2 separate regions of the Homo sapiens genome follow, and region 2 is linked to region 1. Evidence: read pairs that join two places in POLR2A ChIA-PET (ENCODE). Cell type or tissue: CD4-positive, alpha-beta T cell. All regions are shown on one strand. Each heading gives the region's core, and the rest is flanking DNA. Links, peaks and the distances in the headings are about the cores only.

What was found. Peaks named below come from ENCODE experiments on the same cell type or tissue, not always from the same donor. Only the 100,000 strongest peaks of a DNase experiment are listed, where the experiment ranks them.
Region 2: POLR2A ChIA-PET joins it to region 1 with 5 read pairs; 2 of 35 experiments call an interaction of 5 or more read pairs at or near these places.

What each region holds. Positions count from the first base shown.
Region 1 is chr1:168,531,776-168,539,811 of GRCh38, forward strand. No RefSeq gene overlaps it. Among named protein-coding and RNA genes, the nearest start is that of XCL2, 8.2 kb to the right of the region's middle. In CD4-positive, alpha-beta T cell, for the core only: no CTCF peak of the experiment used is centred there; a DNase peak (open chromatin) is centred at 3,956; H3K4me3 peaks cover 672 bases; H3K27ac peaks cover 2,475 bases.
Region 2 is chr1:168,358,622-168,366,194 of GRCh38, forward strand. No RefSeq gene overlaps it. Among named protein-coding and RNA genes, the nearest start is that of MIR557, 13 kb to the right of the region's middle. In CD4-positive, alpha-beta T cell, for the core only: no CTCF peak of the experiment used is centred there; a DNase peak (open chromatin) is centred at 4,570.

The DNA.
Region 1 (8,036 bases), core at 3,015-5,514:
TCTGATGTCTCTATATCCTGTCCCACTTCTGAGTTAGGTGCAGGAACTGTGGTTGCTGTGATTGTACTTTCACATGTAATCCACCAGCAAAGATTGAGAAAAATCACTTTCTCTTCTGATATACTCATTACCCTGTAATCTAGGGAAAGCGGAGGGGGTAATCTAATTATCTTAGTCTTACTCTGAACCTGTTGTGTGTTATTTCCCCAGATGGCCAATAATTGGTCTTAGGCAGTGCTTACGTGTGAAGGTGACACATCTCAAGGTGAGCTGTTCTGGTGGGAATTGCTCTCTGGTGGGAGCATGTTCTTACTTCTTCAGGTTTCAGAGAATTCTGGCATGCTGCCCTTCTTTCCAGAGCTAATGAGGCATGGATAACCATTCCTTTTACAGTTGCTCTGTCTGACATGGATGGCATCATTGTCTGGCAACTTGATGAAGTATATATTTTGGAGGTGAATGCATGAGATGTGGGTTCTGATGGCCTACCTCAAGTCCTGGCTTTGCCACATAGTTGGATGACTTAGGCCAGTCACTTTATCCTGTCTGCATCTCAGTCTGTTCATGAATACAATGGACACGATCATACCTGCTGTTTTCCCTTACAAGGCTCTTAGGAGGATCAAATAAGGTAAGGGATGTGCAAGTGCCCATAGTGCCAGAGAGTTCTATAGTGTAAGCATCACTAGGCTCTATAGCGTAAGTCAGAGAGCTGACTGGGGTGGGGAGGCAGAGAGCAGGGTGGGGAGATGAGTGGGATTGTCTATCACAGGGTCCTGAGGCCCTCTTGGGGATTCCTGGCAATGAGCTTTCGAGCCAGGGTTGGGAGGGTAGGTGGGAGGTGCGGAGTAGAGGGATGGGGTTGGGGGACTCCTGCCAGGTGGAGAGGCCCCAGATGCAGCCTCAGCTTCCCACAAGATCCCTAGGTGCTATCAGTATGGGAATGCAACTCCTGAGCATCTGGTACCCATTCTCAGAACTTTTGCCTCCTACTTCTAAGGCCACTCTCATGGGATCCTTATTTTTTAAAAAAGAAGAGCAACAGGGAGTAGGACCTCTCTTGTAGACAGAGAAAAACTAGAGCAAAACTCTTAATGTGTTCAGTTGTGCATGACCAAGCATCTCCACAGAGTTTCAAGAGACGGGAGGCTGCATGCCTTATTCCGTGCTGACCCTTCTGTCTATGAATTTCAGCCCACACCGTGGAGTATTTGCATGATGTTCACCTGAGCTTCTCCCTTAGTGGGGGCGAGCATGGGACACTAAGAATGGAAGATGAATGTGTGTCTCTGACTATGTGTCTTTGTATTCCAGAGCCAAAAAATAAATACCCTGCAATGTGCTTGCTTTACGGTGCAAGCTTCCTTTAATTTTTGGTGTCACTCATCAAGTGTTGAGAGTAATAATTATTTATAGTGTTTATAACTGCTTTTGGCATCATGCTGCTTCAATATTCCTGATAGGGGGAAGGGAAGAGTCCTGTGGAGAGGAGGTGGGTATAAGAAAAAACTGGTTAAGGATTTTAGAGCTCGAGGATGGAAGGAACCTTGGAGAACATTTCTTCTCACCTTTTCTCTCTTCTGGTAAGTGGTCCTCCAGACTCTGCCCAAACACATTCAGTGATGCATAATTTACTGCTTCTCAAGTCAACCTGCTTCCTTTCTGGACAATTGCAATGGGATAAAATAATTTATAGAGTTATGCTGAAATATGCTTTCTTCTATTTTCAATTCTTTGGTTTTAGTTATATCCTAAAGGTATTGTCTCTCTAAAAGGATCAACCCTACATGACGCATTCAAGAGACATTGTCATAATAGTCCTACTGTTGCCTATAGGGATTCAATCAGAGTTTCAGGCATGGTAGAACCTGAAATTTCTCTAATAAGCAGTTTTGTAGATACCCTTTATGAGTTATGTTAGAGGAAGTTTCAGTAGAACCTGCAAAATGGTAAGGAAAGGGAATCCCAGATAGCGGTGGGATCTATAAAATTCAGGAATATTTAAAAAATCCTTAAGACAATGTACAAAGGACCCATTTATTGCCCACATATTATGCCAGACACAGTTCTGGCGCTGTGTCTACAGTGGTAAACACAATAGGCAAAGTACCTGCCCTCCTGAAGCATACCTTTAAATGAGCACAAGACCCCAAATCAAATGAGTAAACTAGTCAGTATCGTAAAGCGATAAACACTATGAAGAAAATGAATAAGGCAATGAGATAGACAGCAACTCTGTGTTTATCTGTAATTTTGAAATAGGAAAATATATCAGATTATTTTTCTTTGTGAGTTATTCTTTGGGAATATAGTTATGGAATCTTTCCCTCACCCAGGTGTAATAAAGATATTCTCCTATGTCTTCCTTGTTTCCCTTCCTTCCTTCTTTCCTTCCCTCCTTCCTTCTTTCCCCTTCTGCCTTCCTTTCCTTCCTCTTTCCTTCTTTTCCCTTCCCCCTTCCCTTCTTTTCTTTCTTCTTGCATTTAATGTATCAGAAGTCTATTTTTATACATGGTGTGAGGTAGGAAACTTATTTTATTTTTCTCTGTAAAATAAGCAAAAGCTTCCAGCAATATATTGTGAATAATATACCTTATTCTCATCTGATCATAGTTTATATATACACATACATACACACATATGTATGTGTGTGTATGTAGATGCATAATTTATAAACATGATTCTGAGCTTTCTATTGTTCTCGTTGTTAATCTCTAAATTAACACTACTGTGTTTTTTATTATCACAGCTTTATCTTATGTCTTAATATTTGATAGGGGAAACATTTACTCTTGGTTTTTCTTTTCCTAACTTGTTTTAGCTATCTGTGAATGTCTTTGTGTCATATAAATTTAAAAATTGTATTAGAAAGTTTTGCCCAAAAACTCTGTGGAAATTTTAACTGGAATTGCATTGAATAGTAGATTGATTTGGGGAAAACTGATATCCTTACAATGTTTGTCATCTGGTTCGTAAATATTTGCATCTTTTTTGTCCTTTAATAGAGCCAAATATTTCTTTTATATTAAAGCAATATAAATATATTATGAAGCAGAATGCAAAATCATCACAAATTTTAAGATAAATAATGGAACTTCAAGGGACTGTTACACTTCCAGTGTATTATAACTCCTTGCTACCAAGGCTTTCTTTTCTTTAGGAGAGATCTCTCTCCTCTGCCCTTGAGACTTGGCTGGACAAGTTTTGCCCTTATACATCATCCTGCAAGCAAACTCTCTCCTGAGTGGTTAAGTAGGTGGCTACTGGAGTCAGATCAGTTGTATTCAAATCCCTAATCAACTATTTATTAGCTGTGTAACCCTGGACAAATGCTTTAACCTTCCCAAATTCTTAGTTTTGTCAGTAGCAAAATACAGAATCAAGTAAGATAATGTGTGCCAAACGTTTAGCAGAGTGCTGGAGATGGAATAAGTGCTCAGCAAATGTTAGTGACTATTATAAGCAATTTTAAGCTATACTTGTTATGCTCTAACACATGGGCATGTGACTGTACCTGTCAATAAAAAAACAGAGAAGAAATATTTGCCCTATCAAACATTAAATGAGGTTTCTGAGGCAACTGCAGTCTAAAGCTATTCCTTGTTCTCTTCAAAATGCATAACTATTAAAAAAATCAAATGTGTGAGGTTAATCTCAATAAGCAAAAAACTAAAACAGACTACAAAAGAGTAAAGTTGAGGCATCTGGTAGGAGAGAAGCTTATACAATATTAAGTTTTTAATAGAAAAGAGATAAAAAGCTTTGCAATGGGAATTGTGAATGATTTTGTGGCCTAAGTTATAATATCCAGAATGAAAGTAGAGGCCAAGAGGCTAAGAGAGAAATCCTATAGTTATTACTTAGCAGAGTTTTCACTACTCTTGGCTTGGGGCAAGGGCAGAAGCAACAGGAAGGAAGGGTTGAAGGGTGTTTTATTATAAAGTTAAGCTGCAGTTGGGCAGGAAACCACAATGTCGAAGACATTCTCTTGAAGGAACTGTTAAGGTAACACCAAGAGCAAGTGATAATACTGAAGTCAGTGAAAGGGACTGCCAATGCAGGAGCTACTTCTTGAATTACCTAAAAAGTTGATGTACCACTCCCATTAGGGGGGATCAGGGTCCACAGATATCAGACTTTTAGGATAAATCAACTTTACTGCCACTGGAACTTTGAATAAACATCCAGGGTTAAATAAATTACTAATCAGTAGTAGTTGAAAGAAGAGGAAGACAGTCTATGCCTGGGGAAGTTTCATTTTAATTTTGAAATCAACAGTTATTTTTTAAAACTGTTACAATGTAAGGGCAGGTAATTTGTGTCAAATGGCTGTTTATAAAACTCTTAATGAAATCATATTTTTATCAAAAATGTATAATTATGATGGGTTCTAACAATGTATTATTTATTATTTCTTTCTCTTATCCATACCAGAAAACAGTTTAACTGCAGATCAAATTGCTAATACGATTAGTGCCTAGTGGAAATAATGAAATTGAAAATGTAAAGAATCAGGAGTACATAACCAGTTTCTAGGGGCATGCATTTATGAATTCAAATTATTAAGAAAATAGCATATATATATATATAGTTGATACACTGGATATTATACTAAGTGTTAAACTTTCCACTGAATCATTCCCATTAGTGTACAAACTTGTTATTTTTTCTCTCATGTAAAAATCAAAATAAACAAACAAAACACCATCTCTTGACTACACTTCCACTTCAGCTGTAGTTCTTTTTCTCTGCAAGCTTCTTTTTCTCTCCAAGCCTCTATAGTGATGCTTATGAGACAACTGTCGTCTAAAATTATTCTCTTTAAAGAGTTGTCATTAATTCTTCTCCCAGGCCTTCTCAACCCTTCTTCAAAAGTTTCTGCTCTTACCAATCCACTGACGCTTTTCCCCTTATAGTCATTCTGTGACAGCCATGCTGTTAAATCCAACTATTTTTAAGTTCTAATTTCTGACTTATTTACAGCATTTGGCAAAGTTGCTCACTCTATTCCTGCAAACATCCTCCTGCCTTGATTTCCAGGATACCACACAAGATTGGGTTTCCTCATATCTTTCTGACTTCTTCCCAGTTTTCCTTGCTGGTTCCTCCTCATCTTCCCAATCTGTGTCCAAGGCTCAGTCCTTGAACATTTTATATTTTGATCAACTCTACCTACATGCTTTGCCCATTATCAAGGCTTTAAGTGCCACATATAAGCTAATGACTCCAAAATTAGTATTTCCAGCTTAGACACGTCCTCTGGATTCCTGACCTAGCTATCTGACTACTTGACATTTTCATATGGATGTCTACTAAGCACCTAAACTTAACATGACCAAAACAGAGCCCCTAATATTCTCCCGAAAACCAGCAACTACTGCATTTTCCCACCTCAGTTAATAACAACACATTCTGCTAGCTTTTGAATGTGTTTGCTCTTGCTTCTCTAGTTCTTTTAATTGTGCAGTTAGGGGGTCAATTTTAGATCTTTCCTGCTTTCTCTTGTGGCATTTAGTGTTATAAATTTCCCCCTACACACTGCTTTAAATGTGTCCCAGAGATTCTGGTATGTTGTGTCTTCATTCTCATTGGTTTCAAAGAACATCTTTATTTCTGCCTTCATTTCGATATGTACCCAGTACCCAGTAGTCATTCAGGAGCAGGTTGTTCAGTTTCCATGTAGTCGAGCAGTTTTGAGTGAGTTTCTTAATCCTGAGTTCTAGTTTGACTGCACTGTGGTCTGAGAGACAGTTTGTTATAATTTCTATTCTTCTACATTTGCTGAGGAGTGCTTTACTTCCAACTATGTGGTCAATTTTAGAATAAGTGAGATGTGGTGCTGAGAGGAATGTATATTCTGTTGATTTGGGGTGGAGAGTTCTGTAGATGTCTATTAGGTCTACTTGGTGCAGAGCTGAGTTCAATTCCTGGATATCCTTATTAACTTTCTGTCTCGTTGATCTGTCTAATGTTGACATTAGACTCTATGGAAATTTTAACTGGAATTGCATTGAATAGTGGGGTGTTAAAGTCTCCCATTATTATTGTGTGGGAGTCTAAGTCTCTTTGTAGATCTCTAAGGACTTGCTTTATGAATCTGGGTGCTCCTGGATTGGGGGCATATATATTTAGGATAGTTGGCTCTTCTTGTTGAATTGATCCCTTTACCATTATGTAATGGCCTTCTTTGTCTCTTTTGATCTTTGTTGGTTTAAAGTCTGTTTTATCAGAGACTAGGATTGCAACCCCTGCTTTTTTTTGTTTTCCATTTCCTTGGTAGATCTTCCTCCATCCCTTTATTTTGATCCTATGTGTGTCTCTGCATGTGAGATGGGTCTCCTGAATACAGCACACTGATGGGTCTTGACTCTTTATCCAATTTGTCAGTCTGTGTCTTTTAATTGGAGCATTTAGCTTTGTTCTTTTGGCTTAGGATTGTCTTGGCAATGCGGGCTGTTTTTTGGTTCCATATGAACTTTAAAGTAGTTTTTTCCAATTTTGTGAAGAGAGTCATTGGTAGCTGGATGGGGATGGCATTGAATCTATAAATTTCCTTGGGCAGTATGTCCATTTTCATGATATTGATTCTTCCTATCCATGAGCATGGAATGTTCTTCCATTTGTTTGTGTCCTCTTTTATTTCATTGAGCAGCGGTTTGTAGTTCTCCTTGAAGAGGTCCTTCACATCCCTTGTAAGTTGGATTCCTAGGTATTTTATTCTCTTTGAAGCAATTGTGAATGGGAGTTCACTCATGATTCGGTTCTCTGTTAGTCTGTTATTGGTGTAGAGGAATGCTTGTGATTTTTGCCCATTGATTTTGTATCCTGAGACTTTGCTGAAGTTGCTTATCAGCTTAAGGAGATTTTGGGCTGAGACAATGGGGTTTTCTAGATATACAAGCATGTCATCTGCAAACAGGGACAATTTGACTTCCTCTTTTCCTAATTGAATGCCCTTTATTTCTTTCTCCAGCCTGATTGCCCTGGCCAGAACTTCCAACACTATGTTGAATAGGAGTGGTGAGAGAGGGCATCCCTGTTTTGTGCCAGTTTTCAAAGGGAATGCTTCCAGTTTTTGCCCATTCAGTATGATATTGGCTGTGGGTTTGTCATAAATAGCTCTCATTATTTTGAGATATGTCACATCAATACCTAGTTTATTGAGAGTTTTTAGCATGAAGGGCTGTTGAATTTTGTCAAAGGCCTTACCTATTGAGATAATCATGTGGTTTTTTTCTTTGGTTCTCTTTATATGATGGACTACTTCTATTGATTTGCATATGTTGAACCAGCCTTGCATCCCAGGGATGAAGCCCACCTGATCGTGGTGGATAAGCTTTTTGATGTGCTGCTGGATTTGTTTTGCCAGTATTTTATTGAGGATTTTTGCATCGATGTTCATCAGGGATATTGGTCTAAAATTCTCTTGTTTGTTGTGTCTGTGCCAGGCTTTGGTATCAGGATGATGCTGGCCTCATAAAATGAGTTAGGAAGGATTCCCTCCTTTTCTATTGATTGGAATAGTTTCAGAAAGAGTGGTACCAGCTCCTCTTTGTACCTCTGGTAGAATTTGGCTGTGAATCTGTCTGGTCCTGGACTTTTTTTGGTTGGTAGGCTATTAATTATTGCGTCCATTTCAGAGCCCGTTATTGGTCTATTCAGGGATGCAACTTCTTCCTGGTTTAGTCTTGGGAGGGTGTATGTGTCCAGGAATTTATCCATTTCTCCTAGATTTTCTAGTTTATTTGCATAGAGGTATTTATAGTATTACCTGATGGTAGTTTGCATTTCTGTGGGATCAGTGATGATATCCCTTTTATCATTTTTTATTGCATCTATTTGATTCTTCTCTCTTTTCTTCTTTATTAGTCTTGCTAGCAGTCTATCAATTTTGTTGATCTTTTCAAAAAACCAGCTCCTGAATTTATTGATTTTTTTTTGAAGGGTTATTTGTGTCTCTATCTCCTTCAGATCTGACAAAAAAGAGTCTGCATTGCCAAGACAATCCTAAGCCAAAAGAACAAAGCTGGAGGCAT
Region 2 (7,573 bases), core at 3,546-6,045, 170 kb before region 1:
CTCGTTGTTCATCTCCCATTTATGAGTGAGAACATGCAGTATTTGGTTTTCTGTTCCTGTGTTACTTTGCTGAGAATGATAGTTTCCAGCGTCATCCATGTCCTTGCAAAGCACATGAACTCATTCTTTTTTTATGGCTGCATAGTATTCCATGGTGTATATGTGCCACATTTTCTTTATCCAGTCTATCATTGATGGACATTTGGGTTGGTTCCAAGTCTTTGCTATTGTGAATAGTGCTGCAGTAAACATATGTGTGCATGTATCTTTATAGTACAATGATTTATAACCATTTGGGTATATACCCAGTAATGGGATTGCTGGGTCAAATGGTATCTCTGGTTCTAGATCCTTGAGGAATTGCCACACTGTCTTCCACAATGGTTGAACTAATTTACACTTCCACCAACAGTGTAAAAGCGTTCTGATTGCTCCACATCCTCTCCAGCATCTGTTGTTTCCTGACTTTTTAATGATTGCCATTCTGACTGGTGTGAGATGGTATTTCATTGTGGTTTTTGTTTGCATTTCTCTAATGACCAGTGATGATGAGCTTTTTTTCATATGTTTGTTGGCTGCATAAATGTCTTCTTTTGAGAAGTGTCTGTTCATATCCTTTGCCCACTTTTTGATGGGGTTGTTTGTTTTTTTCTTGTAAATTTGTTTAAGTTCCTTGTAGATTCTGGATATTAGCCCTTTTTCAGATGGATAGATTGCAAAATTTTCTCCCATTCTGTAGGTTGCCTGTTCACTCTGATGATAGTTTCTTTTGCTGTGCAGAAGCTCTTTAGTTTAATTAGATCCCATTTGTCAATTTTGGCTTTTGTTGCCATTGCTTTTGGTGTTTTAGTCATGAAGTCCTTGCCCATGCCTATGTTCTGAATGGTATTGCCTAGGTTTTCTTCTAGGGTTTTTATGGTTTTAGGTCTAACATTTAAGTCTTTAATCCATCTTGAGTTAATTTTTGTATAAGGCGTAAGGAAGGGGTCCAGTTTCAGCTTTCTACATATGGCTAGCCAGTTTTCCCAACACCATTTATTAAATAGAGACTCCTTTCTCCATTGCTTGTTTTTGCCAGGTTTGTCAAAGATGAGATGGTTGTAGATGTGTGGCATTAGTTCTGAGGCCTCTGCTCTGTTCCATTGGTCTATATATCTGTTTTGGTACCAGTACCATGGTGTTTTGGTTACTGAAGCCTTATAGTATAGTTTGAAGTCAGGTAGTGTGATGCTTCCAGCTTTGTTCTTTTTGCTTAGGATTGTCTTGGCTATATGGGCTCTTTTTTGGATCCATGTGAAATTTAAAGTAGTTTTTTTCTAATTCTGTGAAGAAAGTCAATGGTAGCTTAATGGGGATAGCATTGAATCTATAAATTATTTTGGGCAATATGGCCAGCACTATCATTTTTTAAACCATTTTCCCAAATGCATCATTTCATTCCCTATAAAACCTTAAAATGGTTGGGAGAAAGCAGGGTTTACTGCCCTTAAGCAGTCTGTTGTCCGGTCATGCTTACATAATGGCAGTGAAGTGTTAATTAGGTAACTATACTGTGTTTTATTTTCTTCATTGTAGTGTGTATCATTTTTTCTCCTTTAACTTGAGGGGAAATGTTCAAGTGTTGATTCAGACTCGTACCATCTCATTGCTCTAATACCTCTACCAAGTTCCTTTAAGACAGACCATAGGAACGGAGTGGTGAGCTGGTGGTTGATTTGTGGGTGGTGTCATGAAGTCACACAATGACTCAAAACAGATCACACACCAAGTCAAGGAGAAGCTGGGTCTGGCCCCTGGAGTGAGCTTTCCCCTGCCCTGGAATCCAGGGTATCACTGGCAGAAGGAGTTTTGCAAGAAACGGAAAGGACATTAGACTTGATTTCTAGGAAAAAGCATGATTGGAAAAGTTGCCAGAAAGAAAGGCTTATAAAAACTGCTGAGCATAATAGAAAAGGCTTTTGAAATTTTGTTTTTATCCAGAAGTCTTCATTACATGAAGAAGTTGATTCAAGATAAAAAAATCTTCTCCTGTGATTCTCATATTGCATTTATTCATGCTTACTTATTTCCTAATGTGTTCCAAAAAGGGGTTGCTGCAAGTCCGCTTTTCTACAAAACGGAGAAGGGAGAATTTAAAAAGAGGCAGGCCACTCTCAACCCAGGCAAGGCAGTGGTGAGCTCTGCTGAAGAAATATGCAGATATGACTTCAGAGCTTTGCAGATAACAGCTGAGAAATCACAGAGAGCGACAGGCAGATAAGCAAGTTATGACACAGATAACATTCAAATACCCATTTCTTAAAGAGATTATGCATATTTGAAATAGACGGAGGGATAAATTCCTACAGGAAGAACATATAAGAAATTAACATCATTCTACTTTTTAAAACAGAGCAACTAATTTGTAAGCTGAGGGACATCTGTGGATACAATGTATTGTCATTTCTGCCTGACATTCAGGAATGTGCATTCTGGCTATCTTGGTGGAGAAGAGTGTATAATATATGACTGGATGCTATTGTTGTCAGATGTACCCAGATTTGTTGAAACAAACAACATCCATTCTCAGCCTGTGGGATGGTCTCTGGTTGAGGCAGAGGACTCTGTCCTGGACCTTGACTTTGTCCTGTTCAAGAATTTTATCCTTGACTCATATGAAGAAAGAATATAGAATGAGAACTGTTCGTGGGAAAAGATCTGGGAGCCAAAAGATACAGCAGCTACAGACAATGAGAGTTCAGAGGCAGGCAAGGTCTAGATTGAGTGTAAAGAACTTGCCTGTGTGCTGTTGGGTCTGAGTCTGGAGTCGGTGGCAGACTTACCATTTAAGGAAGACATTGAGAGTCAGGGCTGTGGTCAAAGCAGGTCTTCAAGGTGGTTACAACACTGGAAAGTGAGCATTGCACAAAATTATGGGGTGATTTATGGAAGGGTAGAGAAGAGAGAGTTTTATTCAGATCTTGGAAGATATTTTATATAGAAGTGTGACTGAGTAGTTCTGAGTGGCACCAAAGGCCAGAAATAGTTCTCCAAACCCACTCTTCTTCACTCTTCACTCTCTCAGTTTATAGCAACTCCATTCTAACAGGCCTTCCTCTGAGCATCCTACAAAAAGATCAGCCCATCACTCTTTTTTTCTCCTTACCCATCTCCCTACTGTGTTTTTCTTCATAGCACATGTTAGCACTAAATAACTCTGTGTACTTATTTTTAGGCAGCTTTTGAGAAGCAGTATAAGTTGGTGTATGATGCTAGGCTGTGGAGTCTGACTGCCTGGGTTCAAAGCCTAGTCCTGTTTCTTTCCTGTAACTTTAGGTACGTGTGTTAACCTCTCTGAACTCTATTTCCTCCTCTATGAAACAGGGGATAAGATAATAATTGTATCTACTTTGTAGGGTAGTGCAAGCACTAAATAAATTAATTCTTGCAAAGGACTTAGAAGAATTCCTCCCTAAGTACTCAGTAACCATAACTCAGGTGTTGACGAAGGGGCTGGTGGGTCCTTGATTGGGAGTGAGGTACAGTTTATCTCTGCTTTGGTTGGGATGTTGGACTGTCAAGATGCTCTGTAGTTTCTGAAGAGGGAAATGATCTTATAAAGTGACCAAGGTCATCACTGGGCAAGAAGTGCAACTGAGGAACTATTGAGTCCACTGACCTTATAAGGTGCCAGGTCAGACTCTTCTGGGTTTAAATAACAGAAATAGAATCTGGGGCTTGCAACTCCTTGGGAAGCTGAACAATCAGGCATGACAAGCATGCAGGAATTGTTACAGTAAGTAGCTAGTCAGGTGTGAGCAGGGCAGGAGGTGGATCTGCCTAATAATGTGGGGCAACCATCAGGTGATGATCAGGTGGTTTTCAACTGTCTCTCTAAAATAATAATTGGTCACAGCCAGTGCCAGGGAAAGGCAGTCTCCCTATAGATAGAAAAAACCTGAAACTGGTGATCAGTAGCTTCCTGATAAAATTTCAGGAGTTGGGCGAGTGAGCTCAAGCATGTGCATTAAGAGGCAAAATGGTGGAGTTTAACTTGTATATGACCTTCTGTGGGCATTGCACCGGAATGGGAAGAACGCCTCAAGTGAGCATGTGTAAAGACACTGACGTTCCCCTCCCAAGCACTAGCAGGCCATTACACATGCAGAAAACCCACCCCAAAGGAAGAAGCAGGGAGAAGGGATGCAAGACCCCAGAAGTATGCCAACATATAAAACTCCAAGCCAAAACATCAAATCCCACACTTGTCCTCCAAGACACTCGCTTAGCCCTCTTCCAAGTGTACTTTACTTTCTTTTCATTCCTGCTCTAAAGCTTTTTAATTAACTCTCACTCATGCTCTAAAATTTGCCTCAGTTTCTTCTTCTGCCTTATGTCCCTCAGTCAATTTTTTTCTTCTGAGGAGGCAAGAATTGAGGTTGCTTCAGACTTGTACACATTCGCTGCCGGTAACTCAGATACCCATCACTGAAAACAGAACCGGGTTGGCTCCTGTGGGTCATGAGGCAGGAAACCAAGGTGCTTTTTTTCATAACTCATAGCTTCATTGGACGACTACTCTCTAAGTCACTAGGTTGACTTATGGCTGAAAGAAATCTGTATCTGGCACCATCTGGTGTTTGAAGGAAAGGAAGTGCTGCTGTCAGCATTTGTTCCAACACTTCACCTTATCATGACACTAAGAAAACCTCAAGCTGGCAATGACATCCAAAGGGGTAGAAGCAGTTTTCTAAATGGTACTGGTATCCCTACTGGCATCTCTGGAAGAAAGAGTTCAGTTGGCTCCTGTAGTATGTAGGAGGCAGACTCTCTCTTACCAAGATTCACAAAAATGAGAAATTCTTCCAAATAGAATGTGGGTTTCTGTTATGGTTTGAATACGTCGCTTTCAAAATTCAAGTGGTGCCAATATGACAGTATTAGGCGATGGGAGCCTTTCAGAGGTGATTAGGCCATAAGGGCTCCTCTGTCATTCATGGGATCAAGGCACTTATTAAAGAGGCTTCTGCCAGCATTCAGTTGGCTTGCTAACCTGCTCTTCGGCTCTCTCTTGCCCTCCCACCTTCTGCCATGTGAGGTTGCAGCAAGAAGGTCCTCACCAGACCAAATACCAGGATTTTGATCTTGGACTTTCCAGTCTCCAGAACTGTGAGAAAATAAATTTCTGTTCTTTATAAATTACCAAGTCTCAGGTATTTAGTTTTAGCAGCACAAATGGACTAAGACAGTTAGTTGCTGGCCAGCTGGACAGTGTGGCAGAAGTCCCCTGTGTACTGCCCCACTTCCCCACCACATGAATGCTCATATTCCCATTGAGCTCCAGGTGTTGGGAGGACAGGCTTGCCCTGCAGATCTGGCTCATACTGTGGATTTGCGCTCAGTCCCCATTCAGCAGCTTCTCTTTTTGCTAGTTCTTCAACTCCCAGTTATGCTGGTTGGTGATATGTAATGTGTCACTTTGCTGGCACGAGATTATTTAGTTTTCATGGTAGCCTTAATAATCTTGTGACACCAATTACTGTTCTATAATGGTAAGAAAAATAATGGCTACCATGTTAAAAAATGTATCAGATACCAAGCATGGTACCTGGCTGTTTACATGTGATATTTCTTTTAATCTTCATTTCCTTGAGGAAGATATAATTTTTTCCATTTTGTAAGTGAGGAAACGGAGGTCAGTAATCATTAAGTAACTTTCCCAAGGTCCCAGAGCAAGGAAGAGTAGGAGCTTGGATTTCTAAGCCTTTGTCTGACTCCAGAGCCTGAGCTCTAAACACTGTACTATATTCTCCCATCATGCAGATGGGAAAAAGAAAGGTGAATTTCACCATTACCTTTGTAAAATGCCAATAGTAGATTCCTTAGGCTAGAGCTTGCTCTTCTCTAACTCACTGTAATGTTTACTTTTGAAGTAGAGAAACTCCGTAAGCATGAAACCAATGTAAGCTTGCCCTCCAGCACAGCCACATAGATACGCTCAAACCACACCAGGCAGACATAAGCCACCCAGTCAAGGTGGACTGTGAGAGGGGCAGGTGGCAGTGTCAGCTCTAATATCTTGTCCTGGCCACAGTCTTTCTTTCCCTACCTGGAAGAACATGCAATGCATTGCCCGCTTCCTTTCCCCTGTCTTGCTTGTCTTGGTTTTTCTCTTCTCCTCCCTTTCCCTCTCCCTCTCCTCTTCTCTCTTTTCTTCCCTTTTTTCTTCTCTCTCCCTCTTGCTTTCTTTCCTTTCTAGCTTAACAATATTCCCCACCTTATCCCCTGGAATTTTGCCCAGGTACTTTAGAAGAATCTCCCTCCTTTACTTCCTTTTCTTTTTTCCTCCTTTATCTCTTTTATTTGTTTAGTCCATTTGTAGACCATTTTTTAAATTATCATTGATAAATGCATGAATATTGCCATCAAAACATCAGTGGAAAGGAAAGTTCTATATCTGAGGGTGAAATTAGGCAACTGGTATAGTCAGGATCAAAAATCCTGGGAGTCATTTTAGAAAAGCCAGGTCTGGCGTGGTGCCTCACTCCTGTAAACCCAGCACTTTGGGAGGCTGAAGCGGGTGGGTCATTTGAGGTCAGGAGTTCGAGACCAGCCTGGCCAACACGGTGAAACTGAAAAAAAAAAAAACCAAAAAACAAAAATTAGCTGGGTGTGGTGGTGGGCTCCTGTAATCCTAGCTACTTGGGAGGCTGAGGCAGGAGAATCGTTTGAACCCAGGAGATGGAGAGTGCAGTGAGCTGAGATTGTGCCAGTGTACTCCAGCCTGGGTGACAGCGTGAGACTGTCTCAAATAAAAGAAAAAAAAAAAAGAAAATCCACACAAGTTTTTAGATACATCTGAATACAATTTTAATGAAAACTGCTTTTTTCTCAAGCACTGAAATGAGTAAAAACATTTAGTGATGGGCAGTCGGCTAAGACTGGGAAAGCAGAAAAATAATTAAATAAGAAAAAAATCATGCACTCAAAGAACTCCCTATCTAGTTTTACCCATTATTTAAAATCATCTTTGACATTCATTCCTAGTATCAGAGTTATTTGTCTCTCCCTACTAGGTGACTTTTCTTTCAACTACATTTTGGATGGGAATTTTTGCAGGTGGTTTTGGAACGCAGCCACCTTTTATAAAAACAATTCTATGGGAAAATGCATTTTTAAGTTCACAGAAATGGACTTGGACACGAGTGGAACACAATCCCTTTGTACATGAAGGCTGCTCTGTGAGCTTCATTGGACGACTACTCTCTGTCACTAGGTTGACTTACGGCTGAAAGAAATCTGTATCTGGCACCACCTGGTGTTTGAAGGAAAGGAAGTGCTGCTGTCAGCATTTGTCCCAACCTTTCACCTTATCATGACACTAAGAAAACTCCAAGCTGGCAATGACATCCACAGGGGTAGAAGCAGTTTTCTAAATGGGACTGGTATTTCTACCAGCCATTCAGTTTGATCTTTGGGTTTTAGCTTTATGTCTGTCCTCTTGTTACAGCCCTTCCCTGCCACCTTTCCTGGCTCCTGCCACTCTGTGACACTTTCCTCTACCACGAGTGGGTCACTTTATCCACAGAAATCA